Regions from separate parts of the Mus musculus genome. Here all the other regions are linked to region 1. The links are chromatin loops, found by intact Hi-C in ENCODE. Cell type or tissue: heart. All regions are shown on one strand. Region 1 holds the start of Polg (polymerase (DNA directed), gamma). Region 2 holds the start of Abhd2 (abhydrolase domain containing 2). Region 3 has its middle 10 kb from the start of Gm24224. Region 4 holds the start of Mfge8 (milk fat globule-EGF factor 8 protein). Region 5 holds the start of Fanci (Fanconi anemia, complementation group I). Region 6 has its middle 16 kb from the start of Rlbp1. Region 7 holds the start of Gm39040 (a long non-coding RNA gene).

Evidence for each region. A loop is a pair of places that touch in the nucleus more often than their neighbours do. Peaks named below come from ENCODE experiments on the same cell type or tissue, not always from the same donor. Only the 100,000 strongest peaks of a DNase experiment are listed, where the experiment ranks them.
Region 2: a loop joins it to region 1, with 2.2 times the contacts of the local background. A loop is called at or near these places in 8 of 42 quality-filtered maps.
Region 3: it touches region 1 in a loop (2.7-fold over the local background); 19 of 42 quality-filtered maps call a loop at or near these places.
Region 4: it touches region 1 in a loop (4-fold over the local background); 9 of 42 quality-filtered maps call a loop at or near these places.
Region 5: a loop joins it to region 1, with 6 times the contacts of the local background. A loop is called at or near these places in 17 of 42 quality-filtered maps.
Region 6: it touches region 1 in a loop (2.8-fold over the local background); 21 of 42 quality-filtered maps call a loop at or near these places.
Region 7: it touches region 1 in a loop (2.6-fold over the local background); 9 of 42 quality-filtered maps call a loop at or near these places.

Annotation. Positions count from the first base shown.
Region 1 is chr7:79,464,450-79,468,449 of GRCm38, reverse strand. Polg (polymerase (DNA directed), gamma) reads left to right here and starts at 2,177. Exons shown (of 23, transcript NM_017462.3): 1 at 2,177-2,380; 2 at 3,079-3,846. The coding sequence starts at 3,239. n-TRtcg5 (a tRNA gene) reads right to left here and starts at 2,031; the gene lies at 1,959-2,031. In heart, a CTCF peak has its summit at 2,265; DNase peaks (open chromatin) are centred at 1,629, 2,179 and 3,223; H3K4me3 peaks cover 3,622 bases; H3K27ac peaks cover 2,587 bases.
Region 2 is chr7:79,270,964-79,274,963 of GRCm38, reverse strand. Abhd2 (abhydrolase domain containing 2) reads right to left here and starts at 1,698. Exons shown (of 11, transcript NM_018811.6): 1 at 1,625-1,698. It overlaps Gm31510 (predicted gene, 31510), which reads left to right and starts at 1,935. Exons shown (of 2, transcript NR_169073.1): 1 at 1,935-1,997; 2 at 3,107-3,272. In heart, no CTCF peak of the experiment used is centred here; DNase peaks (open chromatin) are centred at 1,033 and 1,863; H3K4me3 peaks cover 2,429 bases; H3K27ac peaks cover 3,109 bases.
Region 3 is chr7:79,361,952-79,365,951 of GRCm38, reverse strand. No RefSeq gene overlaps it. Among named protein-coding and RNA genes, the nearest start is that of Gm24224, 10 kb to the right of the region's middle. In heart, no CTCF peak of the experiment used is centred here; a DNase peak (open chromatin) is centred at 2,481; H3K27ac peaks cover 333 bases; H3K27me3 peaks cover 1,902 bases.
Region 4 is chr7:79,147,218-79,151,217 of GRCm38, reverse strand. Mfge8 (milk fat globule-EGF factor 8 protein) reads left to right here and starts at 2,158. Exons shown (of 9, transcript NM_001045489.1): 1 at 2,158-2,323. The coding sequence starts at 2,251. In heart, a CTCF peak has its summit at 2,115; DNase peaks (open chromatin) are centred at 2,117, 3,017, 3,157, 3,577 and 1 weaker place; H3K4me3 peaks cover 2,246 bases; H3K27ac peaks cover 2,566 bases.
Region 5 is chr7:79,391,853-79,395,852 of GRCm38, reverse strand. It overlaps Fanci (Fanconi anemia, complementation group I), which reads right to left and starts at 3,515. Exons shown (of 38, transcript NM_145946.2): 1 at 3,462-3,515. It also overlaps a transcript of Rlbp1 not described here. In heart, CTCF peaks have their summits at 2,461 (motif pointing right) and 3,515; a DNase peak (open chromatin) is centred at 3,552; H3K4me3 peaks cover 1,409 bases; H3K27ac peaks cover 1,305 bases.
Region 6 is chr7:79,369,209-79,373,208 of GRCm38, reverse strand. No RefSeq gene overlaps it. Among named protein-coding and RNA genes, the nearest start is that of Rlbp1, 16 kb to the left of the region's middle. In heart, a CTCF peak has its summit at 1,521 (motif pointing left); a DNase peak (open chromatin) is centred at 1,518; H3K27me3 peaks cover 484 bases.
Region 7 is chr7:79,244,305-79,248,304 of GRCm38, reverse strand. Gm39040 (a long non-coding RNA gene) reads left to right here and starts at 733. Exons shown (of 3, transcript XR_882241.2): 1 at 733-1,902; 2 at 2,253-2,363; 3 at 3,519-4,000. In heart, a CTCF peak has its summit at 1,810 (motif pointing left); DNase peaks (open chromatin) are centred at 274 and 1,834; H3K4me3 peaks cover 628 bases.

The DNA.
Region 1 (4,000 bases):
TCTCTGTGTGAGAGTGGACCTGGTCTACATAATGAGCTCCAGGCCAGCCAGGGCTGCATAGTGAGACCTGGCCTCAAAAATAAACAAATATAAAACTCCTCAGGCAACCCCCACCCCCAAAACAGACACACTCAGCAGGAGCCAGAGACAGGAGACAGAGATTATTTGAGGCATGCTGGAGGTGGGGTGGGGGAAGATCAGTTAATAGGGTATTTGTTTCTTTGTGGGTCAGATGTCAATTTAACACAGGCATGTGTATGTGGAGACCAGAGGTCAGCCTTGGATGTTTGTTTCTCAGGACTTGTTTATCTTGCCTTCTGAAACCAGGCCTCTCATGGGGACCCAGATTTTGCTGATTAGATCGGGTGATCTGTGAGTCTCTGGGTGTGGCAGCCCCCCCCCCCCCCGCGTACCCCCCCCCTCACGTATTCCCTCCCTTCACGGCTTCAGGTAGGTGCTCGCTCTTGCAAGCCATGCTCTTCCCCCCACTGAGCTATTCCCACAGCCCAGGGGAGGGCTCCAACACAGCGTTCTGGGGTTGAAGATGTGCATCACTGCTTCCTGATGATGCGGGGTTTGTTAGTCCATTAAATCGCAGTTTCTAGGCTCTTCCTCGCAGCTACCGCTCTTTGAAACTCCAATGGCTGCAATCAAAGTTTTGAAAAATTTACAGCGAGTATAACACCGTTGAGAACAAGGCACGGGTATGGCTAGCGCCACGTGGCAGCTTGCCTAGGCTCACAGATGAAGAGAACACTGAATTTCAGTAGGAGACTATGAAATAAAAATGAAATTGTTTTTCCTGCTCGGAGGCTTCCTGAGTTAAGAGCCTCTCCTTTTTCACCTTATAGCAAAATAAACTGAGCAAAGTTATGTAAAAGCAAGAAGAATCACAAAATAAGGAATCTCTTATCTAGTTGACTCTGGTTTGTGTGTGTATATATATAAAACTGATAACCAACCAATCAAACAAACAAAAATCACTTTATGTCTATTAAGTACATCTAGAAAAATGTATAAGAATGTCTCAGCTGGAGAGCTAGATTGTGGATATTTGTAGTTCAAGCACTGAGGCGGGAGGGCAGCCAGGGCTACCGCGTAAGTTCTAAGTTACAATGTGAGACCTCATCGTTAAAAACAAACAAACAAGCAAACAGGCCGACAGACAGACAGACAAAAGAGGGGGAAGAAACTAAGAAAAGGAGAAAGGAGAAGGGTTCTGTATGAGTCCCTGCCGCTGCTAGTGACAGGAAAAGCGGATAGAGGAGCGACTCCTGAAAAAAGTCAAAGACCCTCTCTCCTGTACACAGTTCTCAGCGTCCGGGTGGTCTCGCTGGTTGGAAGTGGGGGCTGCCGTTCAGCGCGGTCCGAATTTTTTCCCTAATCAGCTGCTTGTGCCCCCTAGTCTGCCTGAAGCAATCCTGATCTTTTCTTTCCTCGTACGGGACTCTCGACTTGAATCCCTGGGTCCCAGTTATTCACCCAGGCCATATTCGCCTGACCCTTTGCAGCTGACCCTCTACGGAGAGCTGGGAGCAGAAACAACCGGAGCAACGGGAGGTGGACCCAGAGATTGACAGATCTCTGAAGCGGGACGTGCTTCAGCTGTGCCCGGTGGGCGCGACCAATCGGACTCAACAGCATCAACCCCCAGCATCATTGTCCGGGATAGGAGGGAGGAGACTCCATCGAGGCTTAGCCTTTGCGGTCCATAGGTGACAAATCTAGACTTCGGACGGCACGTGCTCCGTTTGCTCCACTCTCCATCCGGGACAAGGCTCTCGACCGCTGTCACCGTTTAAGCAATGTGTCACCCTGACAGTTGTTTGCTCAGATCCTTGAGTTCCAAGAATTAAGTTTAGACTAGAAGTTGGTCATAACCACTACGGTCAATTTCGCTTTATTTCCAAAGGGAATCTTGGGATTAACAAACTGACAGATAAAAACAACATACAAGTCGACCGCGGCAGGACTCGAACCTGCAATCTTCTGATCCGAAGTCAGACGCCTTATCCATTAGGCCACGCGGCCGCCAGCGAGAAGGTGCCTTTACTTAGCTTAAAGCGTGTAGCCGCCTTCAGGCTCGCGTCAGACTGGTCTATCTTTTCCGTGGGGAGGGAAGTAGCGGAGGACCTCACCCGGAAGTCCCTCTGCACCCCCGCGGGCGGGCGGCTCCATTGGCGGCGCTCTTATTGGACGCTCGGGGGAGTCTCCCGCCTGCCTCTGGGTAGCCGCGGGACCCAGTTCGCGCAGACGGGAAGTTGCGGCTGCTCCCGAGACCGCACGCCACCCTGAGGCTGCGTGGGCCGCGCGCCGCGGACGCCGCGTCGTCGCCGGGGCTGTGGGCTGCCGCAGAACGGGAAGCGCGAAGCGGACCGAGGTTTCCGGCGGGCTCGGCAGGGGGAGGGCCGGGCGCGGCTGCTCCCTCTCCACTCGGGAAGCCGGGCCGGGAGCAGGGCGGCGGCTGCGGCGGGGACCCTGTGTCCCGGCGTGCGGGGGTGGCCGCCGACGCCCCGACCAGGGCGCCCTAGGCCCGCCCGGGTGTGGGTGCGGACCCCGAGGCTGTGGCTCGTTCGGCGGGTTTCGAAGTTGGGGCGCTAGGCCCTCGGGCCGCCGGCGGGGTGGGACTGGCAACTGCTGTCTGCCGAGCGCCTACTGGGGTTAGGGCCACTCGACGAGCGCGCCCTCTGCCACTCTTACAGCAGTGGCCCGTGGCTCTAGAGTTCTTAACCCCATTTTACAGAGGAGGAGGTCGGGGCCTAAGGAGCTGGGCCAAGGTCACGCAGTTGGAGAGCCAGAACCCTGGTCTGTCTGCGTCTCCCCATTTCAGCATCTCCAGCGGCTTCTCCCAAGTTAACTGCCGAGCCGGTGTGGCCCTGTCCTCGGGAGGGGGCAGTGCCATTTCTTAAGGTTGTTGGAGGCGTAACAGAAAAATGTCCCTACTCCGCTCTGGCCTTTTGGCTAAGATCAAGTGGAGAAAATGCTTGTTTGGCACGCAGCAGATGTTTGTTGCGGGATAAGCGGTTTGTTCAAGTCCGTGACACTTGTAATAACACTTTTATCGTCTGTCTCCTTTAGGACTTGTGTGAGGAAGGCAGGCATGGTGAGACCTATTTCACTGACAGGAGCACAGAGAGGGGACGCGTCTCTCTCTGAGTCTTTCGGCCACTAAAAGCAGTCAAGCTGGAGCCCAAAGCCCGGTGCCCCGACTCACAGCGGGGGGCTCCCTGCACCAACCATGAGCCGCCTGCTCTGGAAGAAGGTGGCTGGCGCCAAGGTCGCCTCAGGGCCAGTACCAGCAACCGCGCGCTGGGTCTCCAGCTCCGTCCTCGACCCCGTCCCCAGCGACGGGCGGCCGCCGTCGCAAATGCCCTCCTCCGAGAATGGGCAGCTGCGGCTCAACCCTCTGCTCATCCAGATGTTGTCGAGAGGCCTGCACGAGCAGATCTTCGGGTGCGGCGGGGAAATGCCCGACGAGGCCGCGGTGCAGCGCAGCGTAGAGCACCTGCAGAAGCACGGGCTCTGGGGGCAGCCGGCCACGCCCTTGCCAGACGTGGAGCTGCGCCTGCCCCGGCTCTTCGGGGGCAACCTGGACCAGCACTTCCGCCTCCTGGCCCAGAAGCAGAGCCTGCCTTACTTGGAGGCGGCCGCCTCGTTATTGGAGGCCCAATTGCCCCCCGAGCCCAAGAGCTGGGCCTGGGCGGAGGGCTGGACCCGGTACGGCCCCGAGGGGGAGGCCGAACCCGTGGCCATCCCCGAGGAGCGGGCCCTGGTGTTCGACGTGGAGGTCTGCTTGGCAGAGGGAACCTGCCCCACTTTGGCGGTGGCCATATCCCCCTCGGCCTGGTAAGTCGGGGGTTAGCAACAGGGGACTACCGTTTGTAGGGGGCCCAGCTTAATGGTTTGGTTCGGAGAACATTTTCTGAGTTCCCTCTGTGTGCAGGTTACTCAACCTGCTTAATCCTGCTTCTGTGAGGCTCGCTATGGTGGGAAGGTGCAT
Region 2 (4,000 bases), 190 kb after region 1:
TGGCCAGGAAACTGATACAGAGAAGTTGGATAACTTGCCCCAAGTCACACAGCTAGGAAGAGGCAGAACGAAGATTTAAACCCAAGCACTTAGATGCCAAAGTCTGAGCTTCTACCCCCTCTGGACTCATCTAGAACTTCAAGAATGAGAACTCTGCCGGAAGTAGAATTCAAATCATGTCCTGCCTAGACCTAGGGTTCAAGGGATGGAACAACTCTTAGTCCTGACCCTGTGATGACCAGCCAGCTGTGACTACCCCAGGCCTTAGGTTTCTTCATCCGTACAATAAGGGGGAAGAGTTAGATGAGCATCAGCCTTTTGGCTTCTAAATATCATGCTGACCGCCAGCAGCGTGGACTGAGCTGCTTTTGGCTGCCTACCCGGACAAAGCTTCATTTATCTTCACCTGGGTAAAGCGGGTTATAATTATTTCTTCTGCTTCCCGACCTTCAGAGGATTATGTCCTTCCTAGTCAAGCAAATGAGGGGAGGCAGTGAGGAGGGGAAATGCATTCTGCTTAGTGTGACTGTAACCCAATGGTCCTTGAAAAGCTCTGGGCACAGATCATGTTGACTCTGCCAATCCTGCAATCTCTCCCAAGCCTGTTCTTGGAACCTGCCTCTGGGCCAGGTAAAACTTGACCAGCTGGAGGTGAGGGCACCACAAAAGAGGAACCAGAAAGTGGAACCCCCAACTGCGCACTTAAGGTGAACCACTTGATTAACTCAGCATTCAATATAATCTATTCCATTTGTACGCAGGCATGCACACATGCATTTGAGAGCTAAGACCTCAAAAAAGATCATTATGGGTGTATTCAACATCCCCTTGGAATCTAGCCAACTCCGGTAAGTCCCATCCTCGATACAGTCAATAAATGTTGTTCAGAGTGCATGGGTGGATGGAGAAGGGCCTCACAGATGGCTCATACAATTCTCCCCTTCCTAAGCATCCCAGACAGGTGGCTATCATCTGGCCTCTGGCTAGGCACTTCCAAGGTCGATGCTCTGGCTGCTCGGCCTGGCAGGCAGCCCGGGGCGCTGCTGGACAGATCTTGTGGGGAAAGCCCACGAAGCACCTAGAACAGTTGCCCCACAAGCTCAATAAAGTGCGCCTCCAAGTAGGTCAAAAATTGCTTCCCTACAACTTGAACCCATCGGTCGTAGGTGAGCCCCGGGATCCCAAAATGCATCGGCCCATCGAAAGGGCTTGTAGTCAGGCCCTTTCAGGTTTCCAGCATCCTGCACTCTCTACCCTGAGTCTGGCCGGCCAGATACCTCCCCCAGGACCAAGACTTCAGCATTGATCAGAGCGAGGGATGGCAGCCAGGAGGCCTCCGTCGGCCTTGTCCCCAACCTCGGTTCCTCGAGCAGGAGAGGACAAAGGACCTTTAGGAAGGCGTATCCCACCAATGGGTTGGGCTGCCCCGTCATCAGACAAGCTGGCCCTCTAGATCCCCGCAGTGCCAGGTGACAGTCCCCCAAACAGTCCCCACGGATCCGGAGCACTCAAGCTGCGGCGCGATGGGCCGAGCCACGCTGGGGACCGGGTAACTCGGGGTTCTGGCCCGACGCATCCAAGGCGCGATCCCTGTTTGGTGGAACTCGCCCAGCCGAGGTCTTACCTTCTCTCATTGACTCCAGCAGTCCAACCCGCCCGGAGTCCGGTTCCCGCAGCTCCGCAGCTGCCGGCTGCGCTCATAGAAATACAGCCGGAACCCCTGGCCAGCGCAGCTCCCGCCGCTACCGGCCCCGCCCAGGCAACTGCCGCCACGCCCCTGACGACCGCCTCTGCTACGCCCCCAAGCAAGGCTCTCCCAGTGTCCATTGGATCACCCAGCCGCCACTCTATTTGTTCATCGCGCTTGTTGCGTCTATATGGTGGCCCATTGGTCAGTAGGACTGCTCCTCAAGGTGGAGGCGGAGATTCTTAGCGGGCAATTCTCCTATAATTGGTTACTTTTGATGTCTTTAGCCAGTGGGCCTAGATGCTATTGGGTAAGGTCCTCCCCGAGGGGCGGGATAAGGGGAGCCGGCTAAAGGATGGGTTATGTTTGATGGTTGATGATACGGAGTAGAGGAGAGGGCCTATTGTGATGGCTTTCTGAGTTCTGGGGCAGAAAGGTCCGGAGTCTTATAGAGATGAACTGGGGAAAGAGATAGCCCAGCCGTGGGGTTCTCAGCACTGGTGTGCCCAGGAAGATGAACCTGTAGCTCAGGACGTAGGTGTTTGAAGTGTGGAGTCCTAACTTAGTAGAGCAGAGGTGGTGAGTCACTAAACCAGAAAGCAAGAGGTGGAGGCGACAAAGAGGTGGAGGCAGCAGCCTTTGACCTCTTTCAGCTAGGGAAGTGGGTGGGAACATGCAGGACTTTATGGACCTGTTACAGTCCCTATGATCTTTCAGCTTTTAACCAGCCCTTGTGGTTGGAGGCCACTTGGAAGAAGTGACCTTTGAAGTCAGACTGCAGTCTTGGCCGTGCCTTTTAGCCTTTTAGAGTTCTCACTGACTATATTTGGTAAGTGCTGGTTGCTGATAGAAGATCAGTACAGTGCGTGGTGTTCCACGGGCGTTTATCAAGACTAGCTATTCATCACTCACCCTCTCCATCCATGCACCTAGACTGGGTTCTACCATTCTGTGAACCTGAGGCTCTGTTCGCAACGGCACGTGCCTGATGGAGAGAATACTGACAACCCGAAAGGGAGCTCCAGTGAGGCAGCCACCGACACACTGCCAAGGCACGCAGTGTGGCTCCAAGAGAAGAGGCAGGAGACAGAAGGAACACATAGCCAGAGGAAGGAATTTAGATTTGAAGCAATGTTAAATTTTCTCTTAATACATTTCCGGACCCCGACAAGGAAAGCATGAGCCAACTCAAGGAGGAGGAGCCAGCACCGGTCTCCTGTTTGTTATTCCAGCAGGAAGCTGAGGCAGGAGGATTGCTTTACTTTGAAGCTACATAATGAGTCCTCCTCTGTCACAATGAGGCCTTGTCACAAACAAACAAAGCAATGTGAGCAAGTAGCAGCCTTTGAAGGCTACTTAGTGCGGATCCAGAAGTCCCTCTAAAATATCCCTCAGACTCCCCCATTTCTCATTTTGAAGGTATGGGACACCCCAGAGTGTGGACGGAAAGACTCTTGGAACTGCATTGAACCCCAGACCTTTCAAAGCACCCATAACTGTGGGACAGTAGAGAGGAGGAGAGGCTCCATTGCTCTTCGGTTTTCCCCCAGTTGTCATGTTACCTCAATAAAGTTTCTCCTCAATATTTATTTATTCCTCTGTAATCTGCTCTCTCTTGACAAAGAGAAGGCCAGGCTTTGGTAGCAAAGGATTTCACTAAGAAACAACCTCCCCCATGGTCATGAGTTCTCTTCTGCTGAGATGGTTTAGACCGTGAGAGATGAGCTCTGGGTTTGTCACCAGATAAGGATATTAACCAACTGGATGTAGTCACCTCACTAATACACAGGTACCAAAGCATCGTGTGGTTGGAGAGCCGTAAGTATGCACAATTGTTGATTAAAACGAAAGTCTTAAAAATGGGGGATGTATATAAATAGATTTGCTGCCAGTCGAGAGAGTTGTATTCATGACTGTGGGTGCAGGCGTGTGTGCGTGTGTGGGTGCACACACTTGGTTCTGAGCTACAGCTTTCTGGTTCTTCCCTTTAAATAGAGTTGGTTGGTGGCTATACACAGGGCTGCACACGTGCTGAGGAAGCCGGCTCAGCCTGATATGGGTCTCCTCCTGCCTGTAAGTGCTGAGTCATCATCTCAGGCCTTGGGATGGCTGTGGTGACTCCAGGGATCTCAGATGAGTTCGCTAGTTTGAATCCCAGCCACAAAGGTGACTGCAGTGAATGGCCGATACCTCACCACAGTAAAAGTAGGTTTTCCCTCCTGTGTCAGGAAGGTAGGATCGGCCAAGACATCTGTCCAGCTTAGGAATTCTCAAAGGATGAGTCACTGAAGCTCCAAAAGCGAGCAGACAAAG
Region 3 (4,000 bases), 100 kb after region 1:
ACTGGGAGAGGAAATTAGTGTTCTGCACATTGCCCCTAAGCCCCATGCTTTGATGCAGATACAGGATCTACCCGTGTGTGTGTGTGTGTGTGTGTGTGTGTGTGTGTGTGTGCGTGCACGTGTAGGCTCACATGAAGTTAGAGGTCAACATTGGATGAATCCCTCTGTTGAGCTCAACCTTGGTTTTTGAGACAGGTTCTCTCAATGAGTCTGGAGTTCCATTGGGATAGGAAGAACAGCCAGACATTAGGCCCCAGGGATCCTCCATCTTTGCCTCATAGCTATAGAATTCACAGTCATGTGCTACCACAGCCGGCTTGGGTGCTGGGGATATGAAGTGAGGTCCTCGAGCTTGTGTATCCACAGGGTCAACCCTGCCCCGTCCTCAGATGCACCCCCTTTTCATGCAGAAAACTCTCCCTCCACAGAGCACATACAAGCATTTTACATTTTTTTGTCTTTAATTTTTTAAGTAAAGAAATTCCGTTGAATCAAAGATAACAAAATTACAGTTTTTGTTTGTAATGATCTTTGTTTACCACCACAGATTCCAAAAGTAACGTTGAGAACAGAAAACAATCAAGGACGCCATTGTTTAGTATAATTTCTTAATAAAGGTAAATATCCTCATATTTAGAAAAAATTGCATTGCTCATTGCAAGTCCGAAACACCTGCTGCTGGAAGAGTCAGAAGACCCAGCAGCACAGGGGCTTTTAGAGCACAAACTCCAAAATACAGTATTTCCAGGGCAGCCTCTGGAGTTCCGTGAAACCCAGAGAGAACAAAACAAAACTCATCAGAATCAGGAATGTGAAAGTGATGGTTCTCAAAAAAAAAAAAAAAAAAAAAAAAAAAAATCAATCTGGAAGCAGAATCTGCCAACGTAAGACAGTGGTCGGTTGGAGTCTACCTGGGAAAAGGAGGGAGGTGAGCTGGCCCCTCCCCCACCCCAGCCCTGGTCAATAAGGCAGCGGCAGTGGGGGAAAAGTTGCAAACTCAGGTATAGTGAAGGTCTGCCTGAGGCTGCGGGAGAGAGCCAGGTCACCTGGAATGGGTGTGGAGAGGTAACAGGGCACTACATGGATTTGTGCTTTAGGAAAACTAAAGAGGCCAGAATGAAGACCAAAGCGAGCCCAGCTCCTATCACCAGGAACCAGGTTCCCTCAGGAGAGCAGCCTGGGAGAGTGGCGGTTGGCCCTGGGGACCGAGGAGGTCAGCAATGATTTCAGGTGATGTTGACTGCTCTGTGTCTGTGGTCTGGGGGGCAGAATGCCCACCGAGACTAAGGGTGATCCTATAGGCGCTAGAAATGGACTGTCCCCAATTTATGGCAACAGAAGATTACTTGGCTAATGGGGACCAGTTATAGATTTCCTAATTGACAGGAGTCTAGTAAAAAGTTGTGAATTTTCTGAACCTCGCCATGTCAGTCTTAATCTACCAATTAGAAATTGATTTCAGCTTCTTTATTAGGCATTGGTGAAAGCTCTACCTATGTATACGCTAGGAAAAAAACAGCTGGAAAACATGGCAGACAGACTCTTCCAAAGGAGACAGCTGTCTGTGTTCTGGGTGTCTGGGGATAGTTGGCAAGCTGTACTCTGTAGCCTGTTGCTAAGGACCACTTCAGGAGGATGCTGGGCTGTAGCACCTGGAGGCAGCAAGGCCAGCAGAGCAGCCTTTGCTCTGGATGCTGTTGGGGTTCCTTAGCCAGCAGGGGCCTGCTCCTGTGTCCTTAGCTATAAACATAGTTTGGGAAAATTGACCCCAGGCAGAGGGGACAACTGTCCTTTGCTTAGCTAACAGGTGGAAGAAACTTGGCCCTCAATGGCTTGGTCTCTAAATGCCAAGCAGGCCCCTTTTGGAAGCATTTGAGTGATCTAATGTGGCTTTGAAAGAGAGTAAGGCCAAGACGACGGGTGGGTGGAGGGGCTTAGATCCAGATCACTCATGTTGTTGGGGTGAGAGGTGGGGGTGATGTCATAGGAGCCTCCAGGCCACCTGAGGAAATTCTCTGGTTTGGCTGTGGCTTTGCTTCAGACTTTCATAGGAGAAGAGTTTGAATTCTTAGGCCACAATGTTGTCATACCAGGGGATTTTCTAGAGGCAAGTTAAGGCTTTGTGGGTAAAGAAAACAATTCCAGATGATACTGTGACAGGATGCTGAGGTGACATGCTTCCTAAGAACTCTCTCATGTGCCTAAAGGAAGAAAACCCAGGGGTTCCTTCAACTCCACAAGTCCTGTCTCCACACCCCCACACCCACTTCCTCCTTCTTTTAAAACTGTCACTCAAGTCAGGATCAAGGCCACAGGAAAAGAAAAGCCTCTCACATCTCTAACACCTGCTTCCGGGGCAAACATAAACACGTGCTCTGTATCTCCGGACCTGGCAAACTCTATCTCAAGTCAGCCACTTACAAAGAGGGCTCTCATCCGGATGCCAGCCAGATAAGCTCAGCCACCCAGAAGGTTCAGCTGAGCCAGAGCGAGCCTGCCCAGGAAGGACCTCTGGCTTGGCAACCATCCACCCTTAGCCTGGTCACACTGAAGACCGAGGCACTCTCCTCATTACTGTGGCTCTCACCCGCTACAGTCACAAGACTACCCTCAGAATAGCAAGGAAACGGTCATGACGGTCAAGACTAGGAAGAGAGGCCAGAGACGGGGTTTTGGATGTTGCCTCGTGTCCTAACTAGGAAAAGTTGAATGCACACGCGCCTTCTCTCTCTTAAGATGAAGATGAGCTTAGGGGTCAGGGTTCACTCCCTTCTACGTGCAACTTCAGACACACTTAACAATGATGGAGAGAATGATTCACAAGTGAGTGAAGCAGCCTCAGAGATGCTATAGAACAAGGTAACAGGTTCAAGAGAGGTGAAGTGACTTGCCCGTGTGTCCGGCATGAGTCAGAGCCAGTGGGGGTGAGCAACCAGGTCTCCTGACGCTGGTTCTGTAACACCATGTGAATAAAGGAAGACACCCTTAGAGGAATGTTTCAGTAGATCCCAAGGTTCCCTGTGAGTGTAGGATACCACAGGCGTGAGAGGGATACACTGACACGTTTTCCACCTTCACTCTGCTCTGGCATGGAAGACACAAAGTTGGTGCAGGAAAGAACGGGCGTTCAAGTCTGCAAGCTTCCCTGCTAACTAGGCAGTCTTGATCATCATTTTGATGCTAGGTAATCCTAATTTGACTGAAGTCCATGGTTTCCAATTATTTGGGAAGCAGGGAGTACAACTGGAATAATATAGGTGCACTCCGCACTTGGGTCTTAATGTTATTCCAGCCACAGAATTGTCTACATCTATGTAATTTATATCCTTGATTTAAAAACAGAATACTCTCTAAACGCTAGAGCGAGGCAGCCCAGAGGAAGGAAAGCAGCCGACCTACATAGAGGGCTGTCCTCCCATTCATTAGGCAAAGCTGGCACCTCCACAGTCATGCCTCTGTACTCTCATTCAGGGCCAAACAAGAATTTTCCTGTCCGACTGCCACGGTCACGGTCTCATTTCCATGTCTGAGAGCCCAAAACTTAAATAAAGAGCCTCAGTTGATTTCATGTGAAGCAAAATGGAATGCCAGTGCCATTCAGAGTGACACACTAAGGAGGCTTCAGCTGGTACACGTCCCCTCCCCCAGCCCCAGGGAGGGCCTGGATCTCTAGGCGTATGGCAGCTCCACCTCTCCCCAGTGGGCCTCCAGGCCTGTTGCTTGGACCAGGCTCCCAGGACAACCTCCCACTTCCTCCTAAGTATGACAAAAGGGGGCACCCAAGCTTTGTCAGGACTTGGGAAGAGATGGCCTCGGGCAAGCAAAGGGAGCCCCTCACTTCCAGGGACGGTGACTCGACTCTGTGACCTTATTGCTCTCATTAAAAGTCTTCAGGGATGAAGGCAGGAAACAGGAACTGTGTGTGAGGCTTCTAGATTATGGCTGCGGTAGGGTGGAGGGAAAAATCGATAGAGAAGGATTCACTTCCAAATTGAGGGAT
Region 4 (4,000 bases), 320 kb after region 1:
CGCTTGCTCTGGCCCAAAGGTTTACTTATTGTTATATGTAAGTACACTGTTGCTGTCTTCAGACACACCAGAAGAGGGCGTCAGATCCCATTACAGATGGTTGTGAGCCACCGTGTGGTTGCTGGGATTTGAACTTAGGACCTTCGAAAGAGCAGTCAGTCAGATGTTCTTAATCACGGAGTCATCTCTCCAGCCCCAGAACAGTTCTAACAAGGATCTCCTAACAGTCATACATCCCATGCTAGGTCTTGGTGTGCAGCTGGTACAGCGCTGTGTGGCTGCTCTGTGTTCCCATTTCACTCCCCTGATTCAAATACTGTTATTAAAATACTTATGTGTAAATGGATTGTGTACACAGGATTTAAAAAAAAAAAAAAGAATCCATGGCCTGCTGTTACTAGAGACAAGCCCCTCCTTTTCAGGCTCTGATTTCTTTCCTCTGTCAGCTCTGTAATACTCATTTTCTTTCAGTCCAGGTGCTTTCCAGGGACAAGGCTGTTTCTTATACTTGTCACCAAGATCTTATAGCTCACAAATCCTAAAACTTTGTATAGTCACCACCACCACCACCACCACCACCACCACCACCACCACCACCACCACCACCATCATCACCATCATCTTGCAGTTATCATTTTGAGGCTTTGGGTCTTACATAGCTGAAGCTCAGTTTCCAACTCCTTGTCTAGCTGAGGACAACCTTGAATTCCTGGTCCAACTTCCCCACTTCCCACGTGTTGAGATTACAGGCCAGAAGCTTTTAAACAACTTTATCATATTATCATTATTACCATCATTATCATTAGTGTGTATGTGTGTGGTCACACATGTGACACTGGGTGGGTGCGTGGGTCAGAGGTCAGCTTTGTGGACTTGGGCTCTCTGCTTCTGTCTGCCTTCCTGATCGATTTGTGGGGATTGAGTTGAGGTAGCCGCACTCGCTCAGCAAATGCTTTACCCACTGAGCCATTTCTTTAGCCAGATCTATCTATCTTTCTATCTTTCTTTCTTTCTTTCTTTCTTTCTTTCTTTCTTTCTTTCTTTCTTTCTTTCTTTCTTTCCTTCTTTCCTTCTCTCTCTCTCTCTCTCTCTCTCTCTCTCTCTCTCTTTTTGTGATAGAATCTCATTCTGGTGGTTAGGGTAGCTGAAGATTCACCATGTTGTTCAAGCTAGCCTTGGACTTCCTTTAATAATCCAGTGTGCTGGCATTATAGGCTTGAACCACCACAGTGGCCAAAATCCTAAAATATTTCTAATTTGGGACTTTTACACAAGTTTGCCAATTCCTTTTTTTTTTTTTTTTTTTTTTGGCCTTTTCATGGTTTCTAAAGACGTTATGTCATCCTGTAGTGTCATTTTGCACAGATGTCTATCTAATGGAATGGTTGTGCATCTCTAAGCATTACTGCTAGGTCTTAAGGCGTTGATATGTGACATTTTGAAAGACATTACCAAATAAAGAAGCTGAGCTGGCGTATACTCTGTCCAAGGTCCGCGTGCCTCAGCCTGTTTGCCCCACAGCCTCTGCTGTTAACAGCCTGACACTTGCCGATCTGATAAAGGAGGAAACACTGTACTCATTGTAGCCTGAATTTGCTGTTCTCTGATTACAGATAAGAATTAGCATTTAAACTCTAAACAGTTATTTTTAATTAACTAAACAACAAATAATCAATAAACTCACACATTTAGGAAACAGGGTCCCATTCTATAGCCCAGACTAGTCTGGAACTCAATATGGATGGAGCCCACTCTGGGGATCCGATCTGGAACTGTCTGATCCTCCTGATTCAGCTTCCTAACAGTTGGGAGTACAAGCGTGAGCCACCACCACTCCTGGATTATTTTATTTTATTTATCTTTGCTGGGTTGGGGATCGAATCTAGGGTCTCCAGCATGCTTAGGAAAGCACTCCATTATCCAGCCACTTGTTAAAATTCCTCCTGAGCAATTTCCCCCTGTCCAGTCTATTCAGGAAGCCGGGGCCTGGCCTCAGGCTGAGGACTGGCAGCGGCATCAGGGCGTGGCTCGCCGGGAGGCTGAGGCACTGGACCCCCCACTTCAGCCCTCCCTCTTCCCACTGTGGTCTCGGAGCTCCGCCCAGAGTCCGCCCGGGGCTGTACGGGGCGGAGCCCTTGGGCCAGTGGGCGGAGCTGAGGCGCCTGATTTATTCCGGAGTGAGAGGAGCGGACGCAGGAACTCTCGAGTCCCAGCATCAGAGCGCGTGGACCTTTTCCCGCGTCCCGCAGCATGCAGGTCTCCCGTGTGCTGGCCGCGCTGTGCGGCATGCTACTCTGCGCCTCTGGCCTCTTCGCCGCGTCTGGTGAGTCCCTCTGGCCTCGCCCCTGTTCTGCCCGCCGCTCGGAAGTTCTCAGCGACGCCCTCCCTCTACTCCTACTGTTGACAAACTTGAGCAGAGCCTGGAGGGGGACGCTCAGGGGTAGGAGAGGCGAACGTGCCTCTGTGCTCTCTGCCCTGGGGCCTTGGGGCTGTGATAAGTAGCTTTTGCACTGAGTGGTGACCCTGGACACCCGGTGACAGCCTGGCCTCCCCCCCCCCCCGGCCCCCTCAGGGATGTGACTTACACATAACAAAGGAATCCGCTGCGTCGTGCCTCTTTCTTTTTTACCGCGTCTGTAAAGTGAGGCCACCGAACTGTGTCTGCTTTCCAATCCAAACAATTTGGGAGAGTCTAGGACTCTTGTGCGGGTACAACTCAAGCTAACGTTACCTGAAACTCTGTCCTGAACCCGCCTGGTTAGAGAATCCAATGAACTTTTGTGTCCCACTTGTTGGTGTTTGATCAGATAAGGGAAGGAATGACAGAGGGGTCAGTGCGAGAGACTGGCTTGTAGGTGGGGCTGGTCTGGAACTTAGAAAAGGGCTTCCTGCCCCCGGCTGACCTTGGCCAGCTGCTTTATCTCCCCTAACCCTTCTCCTCCTCCTCCTCCTCCTCCTCCTCCTCCTCCTCTGCTCTGAGGTCCCCAGTAGACGTCTGGGCTTCTTGCGGGATGCTGCTGGAGAGAGTTCATCATGAAAAAGCAGTGCCCACGTGGGGCAGCCCCTAAATCCTTTCTCATAGAAACGGGACTGGCGGCGGGACTGGAGTGATCACAGGCAGGAGAGATCACAGCTGTGTTCTGTCGCCCAGCACAGGATCTGACCTCGGGGTTGGAGCTGAAGGCATTGGGTGCCCCAAGCTTCCACGACCTGGAAACTCCTGGTCTGTCCACTCAGCTGGAAAGATGCTTGGGTCTCCTCTGACCCTTTCCACCCCTCCTCTTTGCCCCCCCCCCCCCAACCTGCACCCTGGCCAAATGTTCCTGGAGACACTTCCCAGAGAAGGACCCTGAAATCCCATAGGATTTTTAGAGGAGCTGGCCTCTCCTGGTCTCATATGCAGGTGGCCAGCCTCAGTCCCAACGCCACTGCTTCTGGCCACCTTCCACTTTCTGATTTCCTCTCTGAACCCTTGGTTTGGTTCCTGGTGCAGGTGTAGGGAAGGCTGAAAGCGGGGCCCTTGTTGGTATTGGGTGCCTAGGCCTTGGCCTATCCAGAACCTCCACGTGAGGCTGTGACTGTGCCCTTCCAGGTCAGAAGGGATTAACCTGCTATTTAAAGCAAGTGACTAATAGTTCTGCCACAGCGCCTTAGGGCTCTTGCTGAGGTGAAGCTGTGTGGGCTGGTGCTCATTAATGGTGTTGCCTGCCTCCAGCTTGGGAACCTGAGCTCCCGGGGGAGGTGGGGGTAGGGGAGGGGGCTTGAGCTTTCTGGAGGGCCTTGGGTGGGCAGCTGTGGGGAGGAGAAGAGATCTCTTAGGTTCGAGTCCAGTGCCGAGTTTGGGGTGAAGTCTAGTAGTACAAAGGGCCCTCTTTGGGTACAGCAGACCTGGGAAGCAGCTGTTCACTGGTTGGTGCCAGTGTCAGGGTACCTGGGACAGATGGGAGTGAGGTGAGCTTCGGAGCCAGGGTGCTTCCAGTCCCTGTTTGGGCATGGCGAC
Region 5 (4,000 bases), 73 kb after region 1:
TCATAGCTGGAAGCTTCTAGAAACTTCTAAGTACGTCACACTTGTTACAGACAACATAGGCATGGTCTTAAGAATTTCCCATAATTATGTAAGTGGTCTCATAGCCTTCGTATACATCTTCACCATCCATTCAACAGAATACTTAAAGACAAAAGAGCACTTAGCTCATATTAAATATATTATAAATAAAATATATAGGACTATATAAACATCCCATAGAATATCGTTCAACAAATGAGTAAACCAACAGCATCGTAAACAGTGAGAGCCACTTAGATGGCATCATAAAACAAGTGGGGCTGAAGATGTGGCTCAGTGGTACAGTGCTTGCTCAGTATGGGTTCGATTCCCATGCCATCAAAAAGAAAAAAATAAGGGAATGAGAGCAGGGAAGTAGGGGAGACTCGTACAGGGTGGGGGAGATCACAAGCTGTTTAGCTCACACCAAGCAAAGAACAGGCAGGCTTAGGAATTCCGGGCGTGGTGGCGCACGCCTTTAATCCCAGCACCTGGGAGGCAGAGGCAGCAAATTTCTAAGTTCGAGGCCAGCCTGGTCTACAGAGTGAATTCTAGAACAGCCAGGGCTACACAGAGAAACCCTGTCTCAAAAAAAAGTTTGAGACCAGCCTAGGCTACAAAAGGCTGTCTTAACAAACTGAAGAACAAAAGCAAAATGTTTTCAGGAGAAAGGTCTGACCTGGAAATTAAGAAACTAAATTTAGGTAAATTTAGGTAGCCCAGACAACCAGATGATCGACAGTACGGGAAAGGAGGGTTTCATAAACAGAGGCAGGCAAGTCTGAGCTGACAACCGTACTGGGGAACAGGAGACTGGCTGCGATGGCGGCCAAGTGGAGCAGTAAGGCAGCTAGGAGGTCTGACCTCTCAGGGTTGGGGAGAGACAAAACCCTGAGAGAGTCAGCAAAGGAATTTTAATGACAACCATCACAAAGGTTATGAGCAAGGGAGTCTGACCAGACTGAAAACAGTCTTCGAGGCAACTGAACCTCAAATTAATGTGCAAATCAAAGTGGGGAGGGAATGTGGACAAAGAAGAAACTGAGAGGTGGCCTGGAGCTGTGTAAAGATAAAGTCACTCATGTGGAGAGGGGTGAACCTGGGCAGAGGAAGGATGGCGTAGCGTGGACGTGAAGGGGTGGGGGTTGGGAACCATTTTCTCCTCTCCCTCCGGTTCCCACCCCCATGTACAGTACCAGTATTCACTCAGCGGCTCCACCCAGAAACCTGGGCAAATCCTCAGGAACCACTGTCACCCTCCAGATCCACCGCCAAGTCCTACCGACCTCTCTCAAAGCCCACCCTGACTCTCCTCCCACCTCTACTCGGACAGCACCGAACCACTACAAAAACAGTTTCTTCACTTGCTCCCCTCTACACAGCAATAAGACAATTCTGAAAACAAAAACCAAATGATATAGTTTCCTTCCAACCCATCCTTATCTTAGAAGGAATTTTCTGTTGCTTTCTTATTAGACAAAAATCCAAAAGGAGGAGGAAGAAGAGGAGGAGGAAGAAGAAGAGGAGGAGGAGAAGGAGAAAGAGGAAGAAGAAGAGAAAGGGGGAGGAGGGAAGAGAAAGGAAGGAAGCCAGGTGGCAGTGGCACATTCCTTGAATCTCAGTAAGTGGGAGGCAGAGGCAGGTGGATCTCTGTGGGCTAAAGACAAGCCTGGGCTACAGAGTGAGCTCCAGGACAGCCAGGGCTACCACATGTGTGCATGCGCATGCGCGCTTGTACACACGTACACACGTACACGTACACACACACACACACACACACACACGCACACAAGCTCAGAGTCCTGGGACAGGAGAGATGGCTCAGTACTGAGCCTTCCCTGCTATCCCAGAGTTGCTGAATTCCATGCCTAGCACCACATCAGATGGCTCACAACTGCATGGCACTCTCTTCTGGCCGCAGAGAGCAGGTCCTGCAGGGTCTAAGCCCTCGCTTAACTTCCTTCATCACTCTATTCTTTCTTTTTAATGTTAAATAAGGAATTAGAAAAAAAAAATCAGATAGTGGAATCAACCAGACCCAAAGTCTACAAACGCAGCGAGCTTCTCCACAGCTCTAAGCCACTCTGAAGCTGGGGTGCTTCATGCTGGGTTTCACTCCTTCTCTACCAAGGATGTTCTTATGCACGTAACCACCACCCAAGCCGGAGGTCGTGAAAAGGTACACAGAGCTAATTCTGTTTCTGATTTTATCACTCTTCTAAGAACAATAAATTGTTTTCTGTCCTTCAAATCCCCAACACCCTTATAAACGATTTCTCATCTGAAACAAAGATACCCATCCTTGCTCTCAATTTCTACAAAGTCTTCAGACCTCGGCTCAACTCACTCTCTCTCAGATGCTCCGGTGTTACCTCCTCTACAAACACCAGTGAAATTCCTTCCACAATGTCACTAACTTTTTAAACAATTTTATTTGATGTATGAGTGCTCTGCTGCATATACATCCCCCTGCCTGAAGAGGGCATCAGATCCTCCTATAGATGGTTGTGAGCCACCAGGTGGTTGTCGGGAATTGAACTCAGGACCTCTGGAAGAACAGTCAATGCTCTTAACTGCTGGGACATCTCACCAGCCCCCCTCCCTCCCCCGGCAAGTTCTAATATTACATTTTAAATTAATGGCTAGGTCCCCCACTGGTCTACAGTTCCATGAGTATTTCCAGTTTGGTTTATCGTTATCTTGAGCACAGTAACAAGCTTATATTAAGGACATAAGAAATATCTGATGTGGGCCAGAGGGCGTAACTCTGCCGGTAGAACTGCCTAGCAGGCCTGCCGCCCTGGGCTGGATGACGTCATAACCCTAGACTTGTATACACCTAGCATGTTGATGCTCTCCTGTAATCCCAGCACTCAGGTGGAAACATGACCAGGCACACTCTGTAGCCAATATAAGACACTGACTCAAAAACAAAACTAAAAGGAAACAGAAACTATAAAATAAGGCAGCTAATGTAGATTTTACTACCTTAACTTCTATATACGGTGCCGAAAATATACTAAGTGCTTATAGTGGTGGCTGGGTGATTGCTTTGTATATTAAAATAAACGCTATGTAAATGGAGAAATTAAATAAAACATCTGGTGGGGTCGTTAGCTTTTGGAGCTCCGTTCTGCTCGACAGTGCACGTCTTGAGTATCCTGCCTATCCTATGCGAAGTCAATGGCCTCTCTTCCCACTGGCACTGGGCTCCACGCGCGAAACCCGGCTGCGGGACCCTCCAGAAGCAGGCGCTGACACTGCAGGGCAGGGCCAATAGGGAGGGCAGAACGGAGCGAGCCTCGCAAAAACCCGCCAAAGCTGATGTCCCCGACCCCTGCGCAGAAACCAGGCACGGCGGGACGCCACGTCGCAAGGGGACCCTGCCTGTCCTCACCGTCCCACTTCCTCCCTCCTTGTAAGCACAGACCCTGAACAGTCACCTCAACCTCAGCTCGGGATCCTTCCAAAATTCCCGCTCTACTCCACGCAGCCGCACTTCCGTTGCCCAGAGCAACAGGTCCCGCCCCCGAGGTGCACTTCCGACTTCCTAACTCTGTAGGGCGTACCATTTTAGATGACAAAGTGGGGGAATCTTTGCGGAGATGATGGCCCAAATTCGCGGGAGAGGGAGGTGCAACCGGCTCACACGCTTTGGGGGGAACCTCAGAGTAGCATGCGCGTTATGGTATGGCCGGGTTAAGCTTTCTTAGAGCTCTGTAGTTGAAGTCAGTGCAGAAGAGATTGAACCAATTGATGGAGGGTCAGGTCTTTTGCATCGGAAGCACCTCGCGCGCGCCCGCATGAGTGAGTGAGTGAGTGAGTGAGTGAGTGAGTGAGTGAGTGAGTGAGTGAGTGAGTGAGTGAGTGAGTGAGAGTGAGTGTGAGTGTGAGTGTGTGTGTCCGTCCGTCCCAGAAGCAGTGAATGTTCAATACATTCGTAAATAACCACCTGAGTGCACCGTCAAGATCAATGAAGCAG
Region 6 (4,000 bases), 95 kb after region 1:
GGCTGGCCTCAAACTCAGAAATCTGCCTGCCTCTACCTTTTGAGTACTGGGATTAGAGGCATGTGCCATCATGCCTGGCTATTTTTATTTTTTCTTATTTATTTATTTATTTATTTATTTATTTATTTATTTATTTATTTATGTGTGTGTGTTTACCCATGTATGCATATATAGAGGCCAGAGGTCAATGTTGGGTGTCTTCTTCTATTGCTTATCACCTTATTTGAGTCAGGGTATCACACTGAATCTGAACTTACTGTTTCAGCTAGACTGACTGGCCAGCAAGTCCCAGGAATCCTCCTGTCTCTGTCCCTCAGCTCTGGGATTACAAGAATATGCCACGTCCCTCCACCCCACTGCCTCTCTCTGGTTGTTCCAGACAGGGTTTCTCTGTGTAGCTCTGGCTATCCTGGAACTCAATTTGTAGACCAAGTTGACCTTGAACTCATAGAGATCCACTTGCCTCCAGAGTGCTGAGATTAAAAGCATGCATTACTAGGTCCAGCCATCCTCATTTCTTACAGCATCCAGGACCACCAGCCAGGGATAGTCCCACCCACAGTGAGCTGGGCTCTCTCTCATCATCCATCAAGAAAATGGGCCATAACAGGCTTGTCTGCAGGCCAATCTGGTGGAGGCATTTTCTCAGTTGAGTGCCCTCTTTAAAAAGGACTCTAGTTTCATATCAAGTTGACACTACACTAGCCAGCACAACTTACATTTCCCAGATCTGCCTGTCTTGACAAATACAAAATGCTTTCCATCCATAAAACTGGCAGCCACAAGTATGTAGTGGTTTTGAGCACGTGTGAGGATTCCTGTTGAAGACTTTGCTTGCTGGGAACGTGGCACCCTCAGTGTGTGGCACTGTCTTCTGGGCATGGGGCCACTTTACCTACCAAGCCATCTCCCTTGCTCTGAGAAATGAGTATTTTGTTTTGTTTGGTTTCCAGTTATTCTTCTAAGGTGTGGTGGCATTTCCCTTTAAATCTGGAGCTCTGCAGTAAAGGCAGGTAAATCTTTGTAAGTTTACATGTATGGTTTACATAATAAGTTCAAGGCCAGCCAAGGCTACTTAGTAACACACACACATACACACACACACACACACACACACACACACACACACACACCACACGTACACTTCTGATTGCTTTTCTAGCATTATATTACAAACCTGAGAGAATCGTGGTTGATAGTTTTGGCTGACTCCCATCTCTCCTGGATCTCTAAGTTCCAGCAACCCACCACAGTGTAGCCCAGGCTTCCTGATGAGTGGTAACTGCACTTCATAGACAGGGATAGGGAAAACACTGCAAGTAGATTCTGGCCAGGAAGCTTTCAGGACAGGCAGCCTTGGCTCCCACTCAAGCTCCAAGAGGATGCCGAAGTATATCTACAGTCTGCAAGGCAAGGCCTTAGCTCAGGGGCCATCATAACAAGAGGACCCAATGGCTTTGTGAGGGAGAAGCCATGGACTTGGGACCCATTGAGCCTGCTCCATGTGTTCACACTGCCCCCTGCTGGTCTTGCTTAGGCACAGTCGGAGGACGTGGACACAGAAGGTGGAGGTGACATGCAATGTGGCTGCCCCTTAGCCCTGTCTGGGAAGGTGGTGCTGCTCCCTTAGGAGGTGTGGGGAGACCGCGAATGTTAAAATCTGACCTGTTCAGCCCCATAAGATCCGATCCCTCCTTTATCTGTGATTCAACAAGCGTCTCACCTTCCTGCGCTAATGAGATGGAGGAAGGACAATACAATATCTTGAAAACCACAGGAACAGGAACAAAGAGCCCTGAGTTTTATGACAACCATTTGGTCCATATAACGATATCCTTCTGGAAACATCTGGCCTGAGGCAAGAATTCGGCCACAAAGTGGGGCAGGATATGAATTGGCAGACTGCAGCTATGTGTTTCTGCCCTCCTTGTGTGAACTTTCAGAGAATGTGGACCAGCAGACTCTGGAGGCCAATCAGTCAGGCATGGGTGGAAAGATAGGCTCTGAACTGAGTTGGCCACTGCTGTGAGCAGAGAGTTCACTGGGTGACTCTGGAGTAGGCTACTGCTGCCTGGACGGCGAAGGCATGTACTTTTTTGGTCTTACGTGAAGTCAGCTAAGAGAAGAGATGAAGACACACCAGAGGGATGCACTGGACCATCTCTGCTCTTGTTGTCAGGGTGGGGGAGCACAGCTCCAATGCTGAAGAAAATCAGTGTTAGACCTGGAAGCTTGCAGGCTCCCCTGAAACTTGCAGAACCTCCATTCAAGGGGGTGCTCCCAGGAAGTAAGCACTGCCCTGTTTGGGAGATTGTTGGGGTGGCAGAATCTGAGGCTCTACCCAGATTTATCAAATTAGAGCTGCATTTTCAGCAAGACTTCCAGGGGACTGCACATTCAAGACTCCATCAACGCTTCCAATAGAGCAGCTCGTAACCTCTGCCTGCCAGGATCGTCTGGGGAATGGGAAGGTTTAAAGTTACTCTGCCATGACCGCAGCCTCATCCCAGATTTCAAAAAACCAAAAACCAAAACCAACCAACCAACCAACCAAACAAACAAAACCCACGGGAACTCAGGGCTGGAGAGATGGCTCAGCGGTTAAGAACAATGACTTCTCTTCCAGAGGTCCTGAGTTCAATTCCCAGCAACCACATGGTGGTTCACAACCATCTGTAATGGGATCCGATGCCCTCTTCTGGTGTGGCTGAAGACAGCTACAGTGTACTCATATAAATAAATAAAATAAATAAAAAACAACAATAAAACTAAAAACAAAATCCCAACCAACAAAAACCAAACAAAACAACCCCCCCCCCCCACAAACAACCCAACTAGTCCAGACTCATGAGGTTAGTCCAGACAAACTAAAGTTGTTATGTAGATGAAGGCGACCTTAAACTTCAGGACCTCCAGCCTCTATGAGACATAGGGCCTTGTGTGAGCCATATCCCCAGCCCTGCACGTGTGTGGTCTGGTGCACCAGCTTGGCATCAAGATGTTTCTAAGTTCAAGAGTAACTTGGTGGAACTAGCCTTGCCAGCCTTGTAAGCCTGTTAAGAGGTCTTAATCAAGCTAGTTTTCTCCTCTAGTTAAAGAAGTAAAGGGGCAGGAGACATGCAGGAGCAGAGAAATTTCAAACACAACAGGAACAGCTAGTTGAAGGAAGATGTGAGGGAGCACACACTTATGATTTATTTTATTTATTCATTTTATGTATATGAGTGTCTATCTGTATGTGTACCTGCATGCCAGAAGAGGGCATCAGATCCCATCAAAGATGGTCGTGAGCCATGATGTGGTTGCTGGGAATTGAACTCAGAACCTCTTAACCACTGAGCCATCTCTCCTGCACCTAAAGTACTGTTTTGTTTGTTTCTTTGTTTTAAATCTCTGAAGAGTTTTCTCCCCTTAGTTAGGGAGGGTCAGTTTGAAGAAAGATAGGATGGCTGATTGGACTGTAACTGTTGTGTAACATATCCTGATGCAGCCAGCCCATCAGTTGGGGTCCTACTGGTGGGAGAAAAGGCCCACACGGTCTGCCAGGCTTTTGTCTCAGGTCTGGAGGCTGTGGAAGTAACCATCTTGAAATCTGACACCTTTATTGCATAGCCACGGCCCCTCCCTCTCCCTATGTGTCTACCATGCAGCCTGTCAAATCTTAATCAACTTTAACTTGTAGTTCCCCCATGCGACTGCATAAAGAAGGAAAAGTTTGGGACCAGGACTTGATGGTGCCTGTCTGCAGTTTCTCGGCATCTCCAAGTCTAGGAATGTTCTAGTAACTATATATCCAGGCTTGTCTCGGCTTTGCCCTTGGGTTTCTCAGTTTTAGAAGCTCTGGTATGGAGTTGAACGTCAAGTTTCACACTGTCCAGCTAAAAACCACTGTTAAAAACCACACAGAAACCATGAAAAGTGTGATGTGAGCCTTTCAATCACCATTTTTTTTTTTTTTCTGTCAGGGTTGTACTATGTTTTTGCCATTCTGGGCTTGTCC
Region 7 (4,000 bases), 220 kb after region 1:
TGTGTCTTCCAGGGGCACAGACAATAGTCAATTTGGTTTTCTTCCAGGTCTGGGGTGACAGGTGGCCAGGGCTCAGCCAGCTTGTCTAAAGTTCAAGGATGGCTGTTTTGAGGATGTTGGGTGAATACCATGTGGTTGGTCTGGGTGGGGAGGCCACCCTACTTCCTGACTGCCTTGGCACGTGGACACTGGTGAAACTAAAGAGGTGTGGCTGAAGGCAGAAGAGAGGGGCCACATGGACGGGAAGCAGGAGGAGAGATACTGGAGAGGAAAGAAAACTTCCATTTGTTTTTTTTTTCAAGTTCCTTACCACCTCCCCGGAGCACAAGCACAGTCCGTCGGTCGCTTGGAGGCTACCCAAGTGTCCCAGCACTAGCCTTCCCTCATGAATTTTTCATTTCAGGCAAAGAGCTCTTATCTCTCACTGGGGCTGCTTCAGGAGCCTGCCTTCCCATCAGCTGGAGACGGAGCAGATGAAGGCTTGCATTAAGGCCAAAATTATCTGTCCCCTGAGAGAGAAATGACACTCTATGCCCTTAAAGGACACCTCTGCCCACATTTTACTGTGGACCTCTGCAGACCGTAAGGCTGCTGGGTTTTAGGACATTTTGTTGAGGACTGAGAGAGAAAAAGGCTTCCAGAGCAGCTGTGGTCTTGGCCAATGCATTGGCTCTTGTCTGGTGCCAATTACTGGATGTGAAGGGGGCTCCAAAGCAGGAAGGGGGAGGGGGAGTGATGAGGAGGTGTGGCCTCTCACCACACAGAATCCCAGGAGTTCAGGTGTCTAGGGGAAATTCTGAGGGGTGGGTGCCTCCTCTCCCTGACCCCATCCCCAAGCTAGAGTGAGTGAGGCCCCCAGATGACTTTGTGGGAGGGGATATGCTGCACTCACTTGAAAGCCAGATTCAGAACTTCTGCCTCAGTGACAGGTCCTTTCTGGGCCTACAAAGACATCTCCCCTGGGCCTATCTTCCCAAGATGGACCTGGATCTGGACCTGGGTCCAAGGGGTGATTATTTTGGGAGGTAAAGGGTACTGTTGGAGGAAGCCTGGATGTTCAGGTGTGAGTATCCTTGTGTTATTTGGGGTTCCTTATAGTCTGGGACAAGTAGAGTAGGATAGGGATGGGAGAGGAAGGATCAGTGATATGGATCTCCAAGAAGACTGAAAAATCGAAAAACCAAACCAAACCAACCAAACAGAAACTCATTTGGAACTAGGTCTCAACATTCTCTCTCTCTCTCTCTCTCTCTCTCTCTCTCTCTCTCTCTCTCTCTCTCTCTCTCTCTCTCTGTGTGTGTTGAGGGGGGGGAGAGGTTATATCCAGTGTCTCACTCTGTACAGCCCATGCTGATCTGAAACTCATGACCATCCTGCCTTAACACCACAGATATGTCACCACACTGAGCTCAGCATAGTTGGTCGCGGGAGTATGCATGTCATAATGGAAGGATGGGCTCTCTTCACCTAGCAGCCGATTGTCTTAATTGATAACAAACACCTGTAGACACGGAATCCTTGAGTCTTTATTTGCGTTTTTGTTCATGGCTTGACCATTGTCCTAGTAGCACTTGGAAGTGAGGGAGCCCATGATGTGGGATTCCTGGTGGATAGGAGAGAGGACCGAGAACCGCAGGGAACAACTCGGGACGGATAAACAACGTTTTAAATTTATGGTGCCTTCAGAATATACTACTGTTGTTGATTTTATTGTTGTTTTTTTCACTCCGCTTTTAGGATAGTCTACTGGGAAACTTCCCTCTGTTTTCCCAGCAGAGCAGCAGGGAGGTTGGAGAGTGAGCAGCGCCACCCTGAGGCCAGGGAGGCAATGGCGTCAGGAACGGAAGCCTGCCGCTTAGGTCGAGCAGCTGCGCGATCACATGGCCCCGGCTACATTTAGAGGTCTATTTTTTAGTCTTCATGCAAAAAATATATTTTCGTTACAGATGCTTCTAAACAAAATGTCAGCTGCTAGCTAACGGCGATGACCAATCCCCAGAGCCCCTTCAGAGTCCGGCCCCCAACTTCCCAGCAGCCCCAAGGGTAACCAGCCTCCATCCCGACCCACTCCTGTCCCTCTCAATAATTTAGAGATGGGAATTAACTCTGAGCAGCTAAGGAGAACTGACCTGAGGAGTGTGGGGGGTGAGGGTGGGGGCGGAGGGGACAGCTCTAGGGTAGAACTGACTTTATTGTTATTTTACTTTTAACTAATAAATAATTAATTAGAGACAGGGTCTCATGTACTCCAGGTTGGCCTCAAAGTTGCTGTGTGGATGAAGATGAACTTGGACTCCTGATCCTCTTTCCTCTACTTCCCAAGTGCTGATGTAATGGATTCTGTCACCATGCTTACCTTACATGTAATGTTATTTTAAATTGTATCTCTTACATATAGGATTTATAGAGTTGAAAAAATTTAATGTCTACTTTCTTTATTTCCTGGCATTGTCCACATGTTATTAATTCTGGTGGATGGGAAGATTGTTCTCACTCCCATTTTACAGACAAGGAAACTGAGGCCTAGGAAGGAAAATAACTTACTCTGGGTCACTCAGCAGTAAGGCACACTGGTGGACTCATAGCTCTGTTCAGTCTTGGGAGATGGGGGACATTAAGTATTCAAGTTCCTGCCAAAGTCTGTTTTATTTTGTTTTGTTTTTTGAGACAGGGTTTCTCTGTATAGCCCTGGCTGTCCTGGAACTCGCTCTGTAGACCAGGCTGGCCTCGAACTCAAGATCTACCTGCTTCTGCCTCCCAAAGTGCTGGGACTATAAGCCTGTCAGAAGAGGGTGTCAGATCTTGAAGCGGAGTGCTGGGAAGCAGCCTGGGGTCCTCTGGAAGAGCAGCCAGTGCTCTTAATCACTGAACTGTATGACCAACCTCTTGCTATTATTAATAGGATCCCAATAGACATTCTAAAAATAAGTTATCAGAAACCAGTGCTTTCCTTTTGTGAGCTGAATTCCTAAAAGCAGGATTGGTAGGTTGAACAGTAGGTGTATTAGCCCTGGGCAGAAACTGCCAGCCACAGAGTGACTGAGCACACCCCACACTAATGGAACTCTCAATACAAATAATGGCGATGTTCAAAAATAGTGTGGAACGATGTTTATCGGAAGCTGTTCAGAAAAGAGACGTGTTCTAAAACAGCAGAAATGCTTTTGCTTTTTAAATAAAAATGTCTATGTAGAATAAAAGACAGATGGGGTGACCATCCGGATGTTAGCAGTGGCTGTTTCAGATTGAGGGGGTTACAGGTGACCTATTTCCCCTGGATTTTATCATATCTATTCTCTCTCTCTCCCCCCAGGTGTGTGTGTGTGTGTGTGTGTGTGTGTGTGTGTGTGTGTGTGTGATATGCATGCATTCGGAGGTGAGCTTTCCCCCATGGGTCTCTGTGGGTCTCAGGGATTGGCCTCAGACAGCCATGCTTGCCTGACACACCTTTTCACCCACTGTGTCATCTCACTGTCCCGACTTTATTTTCATGTTTGCCTCATCTGTATTTTCTACAGGGTCATACACGGCTCATGTTCAAGTGTTAGGTTCTCTGGGGCTGCGTAAATGGACAACTGCTCAGACGTGTCACCTGTCAGGGATGGGGCAAGGATGCCAGGCATCAGGGAGTCTGGAGTCTAAGTCAAAAGAATGGTCTGTGGAGCATTGGGATGAACAGCAGACCCTTCAAAGACAGTGGGGACGGGCTGGCTCTAACAGGGCCCCAGCGTATCTGCACGCATTCCTTCTCTTGCTGCGGCAAGCCTTTGTGCATTCTCCTGGCCGCTCACACTGTGCCCATGTGTCCGGGTAGCGCCTTCCTTGTCTGATCCTCTTTGCTTCTGACTCTGCCGATAACCTGTAAACCCTTCTTTGAGAGTCTCGAACTCTCTTCATCTCCTTCCCAACTCTGATCAAACAAACAAACAAACAAACACTGGACACCCACTCTCAGGAGCAGCTGTTGTGCAGAACTAGAATATCAGATGATGTCAGTGAC